2 separate regions of the Homo sapiens genome follow, and region 2 is linked to region 1. The links are chromatin loops, found by intact Hi-C in ENCODE. Cell type or tissue: heart right ventricle. All regions are shown on one strand. Each heading gives the region's core, and the rest is flanking DNA. Links, peaks and the distances in the headings are about the cores only. Region 1 overlaps PLEKHG4B (pleckstrin homology and RhoGEF domain containing G4B). Region 2 overlaps AHRR (aryl hydrocarbon receptor repressor).

Region 1 (5,363 bases), core at 124-5,123:
GCAGGTCCTGTTTACCATCCAAGCGGGGCTACTGCCCAGCTCTGGGCACCTCCCCCACCAGTCAACGGGGCAGAGAACAGGCCAGGCCCCTGCGCCTCACTCGGTAACCAGTTCCCTTTCCACAGTGGCCTCTGGGGCCGCTCCCACACTTCGCCTCGCATCTGGGGTGAGACGAGTGGCCAGGAATGGAGCTGCTGTTTTGCCCCTTCCCTGTGCCTTTCCTTCTCCCCAAGGACCCGGCGGGGGTGGCTTCCCTACTTTCCATGGGAGAGAGTGGCTGGGAGAGGTGGAGCCTCCCTGATGGCCTCGGATGAGCCCCCAGCTCTCTCTGAGCTGCAGTGTCCTGTCTGCAACCCTGCCGCCTGTGCGGCAGGGAAAGCTGCAGGGAATGGGATACACCTGTGTTGGGGGGCGGTGCCTGATGGTTCACTCCCAGCACTGACCGTGTTGGACAGCTGATGGGTGCTGCACTCACCTCTCCCCGTGACACTGCCACTCAGGGCAGGGTCAGCACACATCGCTGCACACATCACTGCACACATCACTACAGGGCACCACGTGTCCATGGGCTTTGGAGGGTCACGGCCATGAGACAGAGGCTGAGGGAGACTGAGAGAAGTGAGTGACGGAGACTGAGACAGAGACAGAGGGACAGAAACTAAGAGGGAGAGAGACAGAGACTGAGGGAGAGAGAAAGGGAAACAGAAAGAGACAGACTGAGAGAGAGACAGAAAGGGAGAGACAGAGACTAAGAGAGAGAGAGAGAGACTGGTAGGCAGAGACAGAGACTGAGAAAGACAGACAGACGGGGAGACAGAAAGAGAAACAGCAGTGGGAGGGGGAAGGCTGCTGAGCAAGCTTGGAGGGTGCTGGTCATGGGTGCCCCACCAGCCTCCCTGTCTGACCCTCCCCAGTTTGTTCCCTGAGCCTGAGCAATGCCTCTCCCCGGGAGGCGACCCATGCAGAAGGGACTGTGCTCCGTTGTGGGGCCCAGGCACTGTCCAGCAGGCGGAGGTGTGTGTGAAGAGGTGGGTGGGCCCTGACCCCACCCTTCAGGGGTGGCCGCCCTCGGCCAGCCGATGTGGGCCCCCGGGCTCCCCTCATGAGGTGCACAAGAGGTTTCCCCAGACACACGGCCCCTTTCCAGGACCAGATAAGAGAATCTCGAAGGACACAGTAGAAAAACATGTTCCATTGGTTTTTATGATTAAAATTTTTAACAATTCAGTATTGATACAAAGTAAACACTTAACAACAGTGGCAGGTAACGCCATTTCCCAGACACCTTTTGGGTTCTGAAAAGTGGTTTCCAGAACCTTCCTTTACCTACTCGGGCTCTGTGTGGCCCAACACCCTGCTGTCACTGCGGGGCCCCTGGGTCTCGGAGGGTGGAGACCATGGCTAGGAAGGTCAGCCAAGGTCTGGGCCCCTGCAGCCTCCCTCTCGCTTACTGTTTTCCCTTCTTTTAGAGAGGGGTGGTCCTCTTGGGGTTCCCATTCCAGCAGGACCACTCAGCACAGGTTGGGTCAGACTCAGGCCCAGCTCTGGCGCCGCCGTCCCAACCTGGGGCCACGGCTCTGGGCTCCTTACAGGAAATGCCATGACAAACAGGCGTTCTTTCTCAGACCTAACTCAAGTGCTGTCCTGCTAACTACATGGGACCTGCTGAAACCGAAATGAACCGAGATTCCAGTTCTGTGCAGAGATGGCTGGACCTGCGTTGGGGACATGCCTGGACCACCCAGCCCACTGGCCTTCACTGGTCTGAAAGGTTGTGAGGTACACTGGTCCTAGGATGGCTCACCACGGCTCTGAGACACTGTGAGCCCGGCCATGGGCGGTGGACACGGGGTGAGGGGGTCTGGTGTTCCCACCCTGGGTCACCCCATGACCTTTGGAGGGCAGGAGGGTTCCAGGCTGCAGGAGCATGGGGGTCTGCAGCTGGCAGGCACTGCTGAGTCCCTGCTGGACCAGGGGTAGAGGAACCATCCAGGAGGAAAGCAAAAGAGGCCAGGCCTAGGGGGCAGGGCCCATTATGGGCGACTGCAGGCCCCGAACGGCAATGCTGACCATCGGTGTGCGCAGCCCCTGCCTGAGACCTTCATTTCCAGGCCCGTGCACAAGTCTGGCTCTCGAGGACTGGGGCACTCCCTGGAGGACCCACCTCCATCCCAGCTGTCAGAAGAAAAACTGCTGTTACTCACGTCGCACGGGCCTCTCCCTAGGACCCGCTGGCCCCTCAAAGCTGTGACAGCACAGACGTGGCCTGGCACCCAGCAAGGCCTCTGACACCTGATACACACGGTGGGGCCAGGCCGGATGGAGAGCATCGCTGAGCCTGCCTCTGGTTCCAAAGCTCGGGAGGCTCCTCTGCGAGGCCACCTTGTGGTGCAGAGTGGATCTGCAGCTTGAGGGGAGCTCCAGGTCCCAGCCAGACGGGGCGTGGACTCGGCGGCAGCTCCACCCAGCTGGTGTCATGGGCGTTCTGTGGGCAACAGGGTTTGGACCCTAAAAGTGCCGGTTCTGTCTGCTGCTCTGATCCGGAACAAGAGCGTCTGTCTCGTAGCAGCTACATGTGTGACACAAAAGCTCTCGTCATTTCACACGCGGTGTGGAAAACATTCTCTATGTCACAGGCACACAGAACCCACATTCACCTATCGTTTTGTAATTAAATCTTGGACCTACGCCCCAGGTGGTCAGTTCGGGCTCAGCCAAGGTGCTAATCCCCCAGGGATGGTGGGAGCAGCCTGGACCCTGGCCGTTTTCTTCTCCTGGGTCTCAGGGTGGGTCAGCATCTCCCTGCAGGGTCGGTCCTCTGTGAGCCCCCCCAGGACATCAGGCAGGTGTGAAAACTCTGACACAGCACGCAGTCTGGGAAGCATGAGTAACAAAGCCCCCACGTGGGTGACCTTGGGAGAGGCGTGTCCCCAGGATGGAGCCTTCTCTGAACGGGAGGCTGGAGCTTTCTCCTTATGGGGGCTGCTGAAGGCCCAGGGCAGGCACACCAGCGCCGCCAGCCCCAGGACCTCTGGTTGGCAGCAGAATCCGTCCTCTGGCAGTGGCCCTGAGGGCTCCTGTTTCCTGTGGTCAGAGCACCTGGCAGGGGGCTCCTGAGAGCAGGGCGGGGGCAAAGGGGGGCCAGGGATGCCTGGATCCTGGGGGAGCTGCTCCTGACAAAGGAATGCTCGAGGGAACCCGGGGAGGTGGGGTGGCCTCCTGCTGCCCTCTGACCTGACAGGCGGACCTCCTGGGAAGACGACCACCCTGGGGCCAAGGGTCCCCTGCCTCCATGTGACCCTGCCAGCCCTCTGGGTGCACTTGGTTACCAGGATGTTGAGGCTTGAGACCTTTGGGAGCTACAGGCGGGCCGGGGAGGGAGGCTGCCCAGCAGATGCTTGATGGGGGTGGGGCCAGGCGAGCTGTTGCTTCAGAAGCATCTAGAACAAGGCGGTGAGCTGGTCAGGCAGCCTGGTGGTGGCGGCAGGCCAGGCGATGTGAGCTCCCCTTGGCTACTTTAGGGTCAGCCAAGGAAAGGTCTTTCCTTATGTAAGGAGCATTTTGCCTGTCAGAAAACCAGCCTGAGGCCTGAGGCTTGGGGGTTTTGTTCTGACCACAGGGAAGAAACTGCTGGGTGGAATGGTGTTGGCATGAGGGGTCTGGGGACGTGGACTCTCCAGGGCGTGCCATGCTCCATCTAAGTCTCTCAGGTTCTTAGGGCTCCCTCAAAACCCAAACCTCCACTGCTGCTGCCATCCAGGAGGGGCCCGGGCATCTCCCCAGAACCGGGGATGGACGCAGGCCCAGCTAAGCCACAGCCCTCACGACACCTGGCAAAAGAAGAGGTCTCTCTGGAAGGTGATGGGGATGCGGCTCCCGTCTGATCAGCCTCTCCTGAGTCGCCTCCCTGCTGTCCTCAAGGGGATGACATCTGTACCTGCCCGGTTGTGTCTGGGGCAGATGCCGGCACCCCTTCCTCACCTCTGAATGTAAAAACACTCTTGCTGGGCACTGGGGAGCCTTGTAGACTCATCCACGAATGGGGTCAATCTGAAGGCCGGCACCCTGGGGCCGTGGGAGGGTCCTGGGGAGGGCTAGAGCTCACTGCGGGAGCCCCAACCTTGTCCAAGCACAGTCCCAGGATGGCTCCTCCCAGGGCTTGGTTTAGAAACCACCTCGCTGACCACCAGCCCTGAGCATTCAGGATGGTGGGGCCACACACCCTTCCTGGGGGTCCCAGTACTGAGGTGGGGGAGGAAATCACACACCTTCCCAGCTCCCAGTGCTGAGGCATGGACGGGGGGCAGGAATCCCCACACCATCCCTGGGGGGTCCCAGTGCTGAGGCGTGGGTGGGAGTGGTGGAGCTCACCACCCAGGATTGCTCAGGCAGCTTGGAAGGAGGCACTGGTGGTCGAGGCGAGGGGGCCGCTGTGGGGCTGTGGCCACAAACCCTTCCTGGGCAGGGCTGGGGAGGCATCAGGAAGTGACTCTGGGAGATGCTGGGCCAGGCCAGGGCTCCAGGGCTGTCCCTCCACGTGCTTGGCGACGACTCCGCGCTAGCGTCACTGCGGATGGGGACGCATCGGGGCTGTCTCCCACGTCCCCTGTGGGCCCCTCAGCTCCCAGCGCCCCCAGTGCTGGGCGGAAGTGGCCTCACGTGGCGGGGTGAGTGACCCTGAGGGACCCAGTGGCCGCCTCTCCCACTTCTCAGCACCTGCTTCAGCTCACGGGTCCAGAACCCTGGAGAAATGAGAACACGTGTTCGCCATCTAAATGAAACCTTCGTGTCTGCTGGTGAAGCCCATGAGGCCTGATTCAGACAGAAGCATTACTCTGCCTGGAAACAGGTGTTTCCTAACCCTGCCTTCTGGAAATCAGAGCCAAATCCCAGTGTGGACAGAAGGCCAGAGAGAGAGGTGCCCAGGGCCAGCTGGTGTGGACGTAACTCGGTGGGCCTCTTCTGCCAGCAGGAAGCCTCTGTTTCACACCAGGGCTGGCTCCAGGACAGTTTGGAGTGCACGAGAAACTCAAAAAACAGAAAATGAGGCCAAAGAGCCCCATGGGTTAAATAAAAAGCAGGAGCAAGATGGCCTCCCAGGGCTGGGCACCTCCTTCCCCACAGACACCTCAGCCCTGCAGGGTGGCCTTTGCATCTGCCCAGACCAAGTCACAGGCTGAGGGGTCCCGGCCGTGGGGATGCATCCCACAGCCCGATGGGTCGTGGGGCTCCCGTGGGGCTGGTGTGGCTCCATTCCCACATCCAGGCTCCATGCTATCAGGAGAGAGAGACCCATCTTTTGACTGGAGGCTTGTGCCAGCCCAGATGGGAGGCACCAAGGTCCTGGGAGGCCCAAGGACGTG
Region 2 (5,363 bases), core at 297-5,296, 240 kb before region 1:
GTCCCAGGGAACTGCAAAGCAGAAAACACCATGTCCAGCAGTTTCTGTGGCCAAGCTCTGCTGCTGACCAACAGGACACCACGTGCCTTGGGACTGGCACTGCATGACTGTGAGATGGTGACCTGGAGAGTGGGGAGGGGCCTGTGGGGCACAGCTGGGCTGGTCAGGAAAGGGGAGGAGGCCCACCTGGGTGGCAGGCAGGCCCTGGGGAGGGAGAGGGGGGAGAGAGGGCTCTGAGCAAAGGCAAGATGAGGTTGGAGCCGGGTGACCCAGGGTCCGAGTGACAGGTGAGGGCGGGTCCCAGAGCCCACGGGGCATCCTCGCTCCCAACATCCCTGGACCACTGCTTCCCGGGGTCAGTCCCCAGCGACACACGTGACTTCCAGTCCGGGAAGCTGTGTGGACAGCTCCACAGAGAGTAAGGTTAGCTGTGGCTCGTGTGGTGGCCAAGGCTGCTGTCGTCTTTTTTATTTTTCTTCTTAATCACTCCCCCACCCGCTCTTTGGCCTCCACGGTGACTTAGGGAGCTGCCAGGGCTGGGGGAGGCTGCCTGGCACCACTTACCCTGAGCCCCCCTTGGGGTCAAGGACAAGGTCAGGGCCACCCCGGAGGCACAGGCATGGGGCCCTGGCGGGAACCTGTGCCCATCGGCCAGCGTCAGTCTGTTCCCTGAGCACCAAAACGCCGCTCTCTCTGCTGCTCCTTCCTGTTGGGGTTTAGAGGGGGGGGAAGCCGTCACGGTGCGAGCTGAGGAGCTCCTGGAAGACGGTTGCTTGTTCTCAGCAAGGCAGGACCCATCGGCTCCTCAGAAATGCACAGACCAGAGCCCAGGAACGGCACTTGTCCACAGCAGGACAGACACCAAGTCTCTGCAAAATGGCTTTTCCATGGAATACGCCAACATCTCCACTGGGCGGGGAAGCTCTCCAAGGGCAGAAACACATTTTACCCATGTGGAAAAGATCAGATAAGAAATGTTCTAAGTACCTGCTGAGTAATTGGGTTTTCCATGCAGTTCCGATTCGCACAGACTGGTGGTGGCTTTTACTCTGTGAAGAACACAGATGAACATGTGACATGTGACGGATGAACAAGATGACATGTGGATGAAACATGTTTTGATGGTAGAAATTAATAATGACAGGTATTGCTGTCACACCTGAGCAGTGAAGACAGAAACAATAGTTCACTCTTGTTTAATTCTTTATAGTGTGGAAAGTTATTTTCTCAGTTACAGGTTTACTGAAAATATTGTCACGTCACTTTTCAGGCCAATGAAGGGCTAATGAATTTGCTTCAGAAAGTAGAAGGATAAAATCATAGGATGATTTTTAGAGCTTATATTTTTTTCCTGGAAGGCCAGAAAGAAAATACGGTCCATTCTCATGACTCCAGGTAGTTATGTTCCAGGAAGTGAACACTGAGGTGAGTTGGAGACCAACTCACACGGGACATGTGTGTGTACCCACACACGCATCACACTGATCTGAATCTTAAATCCCAACAACTCACCCTGGTAGATTCTATTTTCTTTTGCTTTTCAAAAGAGAAACAGTAAGTAGCGCTGCCCCACCAGCAGGTCCCAGAGTTGAGTTCAAACCCATCTGACTGGCCCCACAGCCACAGCTCCGGTGCTGCCCTCCTCTCTGTCCTCTGGGCACCTCCAGGAGGCCCATGACTAACACAAGACTCACAATGCCCCATCTATGTCCATGAATGGCTGCAAAGCACAGGGTGTGTTGACATGGGGGTCCCAGTGAATTATGGCGAGCAGAGGAATTCACAGAATGGGCTTCAGGAAGAGGCAGATCAAGATCATGTCACAAAACCCCTGTGGGAAAAGCTGTGGAAGACTGGGGGGCTGTTGGGGGCTGCTAGGGGCCGCTGCTGGGGGCCATGGGGGCTGCTGTTGGGGGCCGCTGGAGGCTGCTGCCACTGCCTCAGGGCTCTGATTCTGCAGAATGCACCTTGCATCTTGCACCACTGTGGTGCCCTGGACCACAGTCCTGCGGCTCAGGACTGGTGGACCACAAGGTGTATCCTGAAAGCCGGCTTCTGAATCCAGCTCAGAGCAGGGTGGGGAGAATTCCAAAAGCCTTCGGCTCATGGGAGTCAGTATTCTTGGTTTGGCAAGTTTTCTTCCCCCTTCTGAGTTTGAATAACATGTTTGTTGAGCTGAAGTTGTGTGCCAGCTTTATGTGCCTTGGGCTCCACCCCACCCTCACAGCCCCACAGGGGGTCTCGTCCAGGCCGCAGGAGGAGCGCTGTGACCTTCGGCCCCACACCTGAGCTTGTGATCCCACACCTACGCTCCACCCCAGGGCCGGGACAGGGCTGTGCGCACACAGGGCCAGGCCTGCCCTGCCCTGCTCTGACACCAGGGGGCTGCGTCCCCTCTGCTTCTAGGGTTGGGAACTCCCAGGGAAGACCGGGCTTGCCATGTGCAGTGGAAACTCCACGGTGACGGTAAGCGGAGGACAGTGTTCCAGGGTTTGCGTGGTCCCTGTAGGTGCCGGAAGACCTGGGCCCGAGCCCTGCAGAGACCCCAGGTCCTTTTCTGTGCACCTATGTAGCATTTACTTCTTTTCCCTTTAGAATTCTATGTTCCTCCCTTGCACTCTACATTTCCATCCTTTAAAATAAGGTACATACATTTAATTTAAAACCTTCCAGAGATGTGTGGGCCTCAGCAGGCTGACCCGTGTCCTGGCCGTCCCTGGAGCTGCCCTCTGTCCACCCTCAGACAGCAGCAGTGAGGTGGGGCTAGCAGGGCCCAGGCAGAAGCTGCTCATAAGCAGAAATGAGTAACGAACGTGGAAACCAACACAGCATGAAAACCTTCAAATAACCGCTGCTGCTGTCAGACTGTAGAGCTGTCTAAACGGTTATCTGAAAGAGGTCAAAGGTGAGGATGGAACTCACGCCCACAACAGAGACCACCGTGAGTGCCGGCAAGGTGGCCTTGGGGCCTGCAGACAGAAGCCCTTCACAGTCAACCCTGGACACTGAGCAGGGCGTCCCAGAGCCTCCAAGGTCCTCCTTTGCAGGTCCCCTGGGGCGAAAGGGCCCTCGGCCGTATCCTCTGCATCGGGAAGCCAGCAGGCGTGTGACGGGGTCCTCCCAGAGGGGGCTCAGTGGCGGGTCCTGGTGCTCCCACGGAGGGCACGGGTGTGAATACAGAAGATGTGCTGCCCGTCAAAGGCGCCAAAGAACAGGAGGGACGGCAGCGTGCCGGGTGCTGCTGAGTCCCAGATCTCAAACTAGTTCGGGAGCCTGGACTCTGACAAGGTCAGTCAAGACCGCATCTAAAAAATGAAATTGAATACTAATGGAAGTTAAGGAATGCAGCTAGAATTCAAAGTCGGACCACAAGGCAACACACGTGACTGCAACTTAAGATCACCCCAACGCGCCTGCCACAGCAGGTACAGCAGTAAAGGCAGCGCCCAGAACAGGGCGGGGACGTCTGCTCCGGTCTGCACAGCTCCATCTGCTGTGAACATCCCCGGGGCTGTCCATGCACAGAGGAGGAGCATCGGAATCAGGACATATCTGGAAACCGTAACCCGGGGCAAGGCAAACAGAGCAGAGAGCGCTCAGCCAACACAGGGCCGTGGCAACCCCAGGCAGTGAGATTCGAGTCACACCACGAAGAATCTGCTCTCAAGGTTCTGTCTGAACCCAGCAATGTTTTCCGTGTGGGGTTTGTGCAGCCTCAGCCAATCACTCCTGGGCGCTATGCCAGAGATTCCCACTGGGCTGGCTGGGGAGCTGAATTCGACGCCTGCTAAGATTCCTTTCCCACTCAGTATTTGCTACCCACAGAGTGGGGAGGCCACGAACAAAGCGGGCTGCCCAGTGGCGGCTGCAGGATCGCGCGGCAAGGCTGAGCTGCACTTGGTTACCAGGGCCTGGGCCTGCAGCGCCGAGGGGCCGAGGACAAGTCGGGTGGGTCTCGGAGTCACAGAGCAGGAGCACCTCACCGACAGCCAAGGACCCGGGGGCTGAGGGCCAGGGGGCAGGGGCAGGGCCGGCCCAGACCACCCCTCTGCCCTGCGCTCAGCCCCGCCCCATCAGGCTGTCCCAGGAGGAAGTGGCAGGAGCGGCAACTCGCCCAGGTGGCCGGGGAAGGGGTCCTGCACGATTCTCTGAGAGGAAGTTGGATCTCCGGCATCCTGGCGGCCCCGGCCCTACCTCACTCCTGCAAGATTCTCTGAGAGGAAGTTGGATCTCTGGCATCCTGGCGGCCCAGCCCTACCTCACTCCTGCACGATTCTCTGAGAGGAAGTTGGATCTCTGGCATCCTGGCAGCCCCGGCCCTACCTCACTGGTGTGTTCCCAGCAGGTGGAACACAGTTTCTATAGGCACAGCATTTGCATCTCTCCCAGCACGCAAGGCAGACTTAACACATTCTAGGAAACTATAGACACGAATCCCCAAGGGCAGGGGTCCCCAGCCCCCAGCCACAGATTGGTACCCGTCCATGGCCTCTAGGAGCCAAGCTGCATGGCAGGAGGTGGGCCCTGCGCAAGCGAGTGAAGCTTCATCTATATTTACAGCCACTCCCCACTGCTCGCGTGACCGCCAGAGCTCCACTGCCTGTCAGCTCAGCTGGGGCATGATTCTCACAGGACTGTGAACCCTGTTGTGAACTGTGCATGTGAGGGAGAGCCCTAGGTTCGAGCTCATGAGAATCTAATGCCTGATGATCTGTCACTGTCTCCCATCACCCCCACCCCCGCCATGGGGCCGCCTAGTTACAGGAAAACAAGCTCAGAGCTACCACTGGTTCTACATTATGCCAAGTTGTATAATTATTTCATTATATATTACAATGTAATAAAACAGAAATGAAATGCATAGTGAGTAAACGTAATGTGCTTGAATCATCCTGAAACCATCCCCCCACTCCCAGTCTGTGGAAAAATTGTCTTCCACCAAACTGGTCCCTAGTACCAACAAGCTCGGGGACCAACAGGGTGTTTTCTACTTCTGAAAGGCTGAGGGAGCTGTGGGTAGGCCTGGGTTGGCCAGGGACGAGGACCAGCTGGAGGGGCAGCTGTGCCGTTCACCCTCCATCTGCCCACCAGGGACGCATCTCTCCGGCATGTCCTGCAGCCGGGAACTACCTCCACTTGTCCATAGACAGACGGTGTGAAGGGCGGGCAGCCAAGAGATGGAGAAAGGCAGGGGCCACAGCCAGCTCCGCATTTTCTTGAGGACACGGGGTCAGGACACTTATTCTGAAACTGGTTCTGTAACAGGATGATTTAGGAATGAATCGATACAGGCAACGTTTGGTGCCAGTTTGCAAATACGAGTTTGAAAAACATTGTTTCATCTAATCGCTGCTGCCTATGTT

What was found. Peaks named below come from ENCODE experiments on the same cell type or tissue, not always from the same donor. Only the 100,000 strongest peaks of a DNase experiment are listed, where the experiment ranks them.
Region 2: it touches region 1 in a loop (4-fold over the local background); 15 of 110 quality-filtered maps call a loop at or near these places.

What each region holds. Positions count from the first base shown.
Region 1 is chr5:185,789-191,151 of GRCh38, reverse strand. PLEKHG4B (pleckstrin homology and RhoGEF domain containing G4B) reads right to left here. Exons shown (of 20, transcript NM_052909.5): 20 at 1,186-5,363. Among named protein-coding and RNA genes, the nearest start is that of LRRC14B, 3.0 kb to the left of the region's middle. RefSeq lists enhancers at 2,058-2,197, 2,244-2,538, 2,498-2,677 and a silencer at 4,764-5,058. In heart right ventricle, for the core only: CTCF peaks have their summits at 2,191 and 2,401; a DNase peak (open chromatin) is centred at 2,391; H3K4me3 peaks cover 902 bases; H3K27ac peaks cover 2,099 bases.
Region 2 is chr5:428,149-433,511 of GRCh38, reverse strand. It overlaps AHRR (aryl hydrocarbon receptor repressor), which reads right to left. Exons shown (of 11, transcript NM_001377236.1): 9 at 988-1,049; 10 at 565-706. PDCD6-AHRR (PDCD6-AHRR readthrough (NMD candidate)) reads right to left here. Exons shown (of 13, transcript NR_165163.2): 11 at 988-1,049; 12 at 565-706. Among named protein-coding and RNA genes, the nearest start is that of EXOC3-AS1, 12 kb to the left of the region's middle. RefSeq lists enhancers at 2,115-2,234, 2,375-2,654. In heart right ventricle, for the core only: a CTCF peak has its summit at 2,370 (motif pointing right); no DNase peak of the experiment used is centred there; H3K27me3 peaks cover 2,651 bases.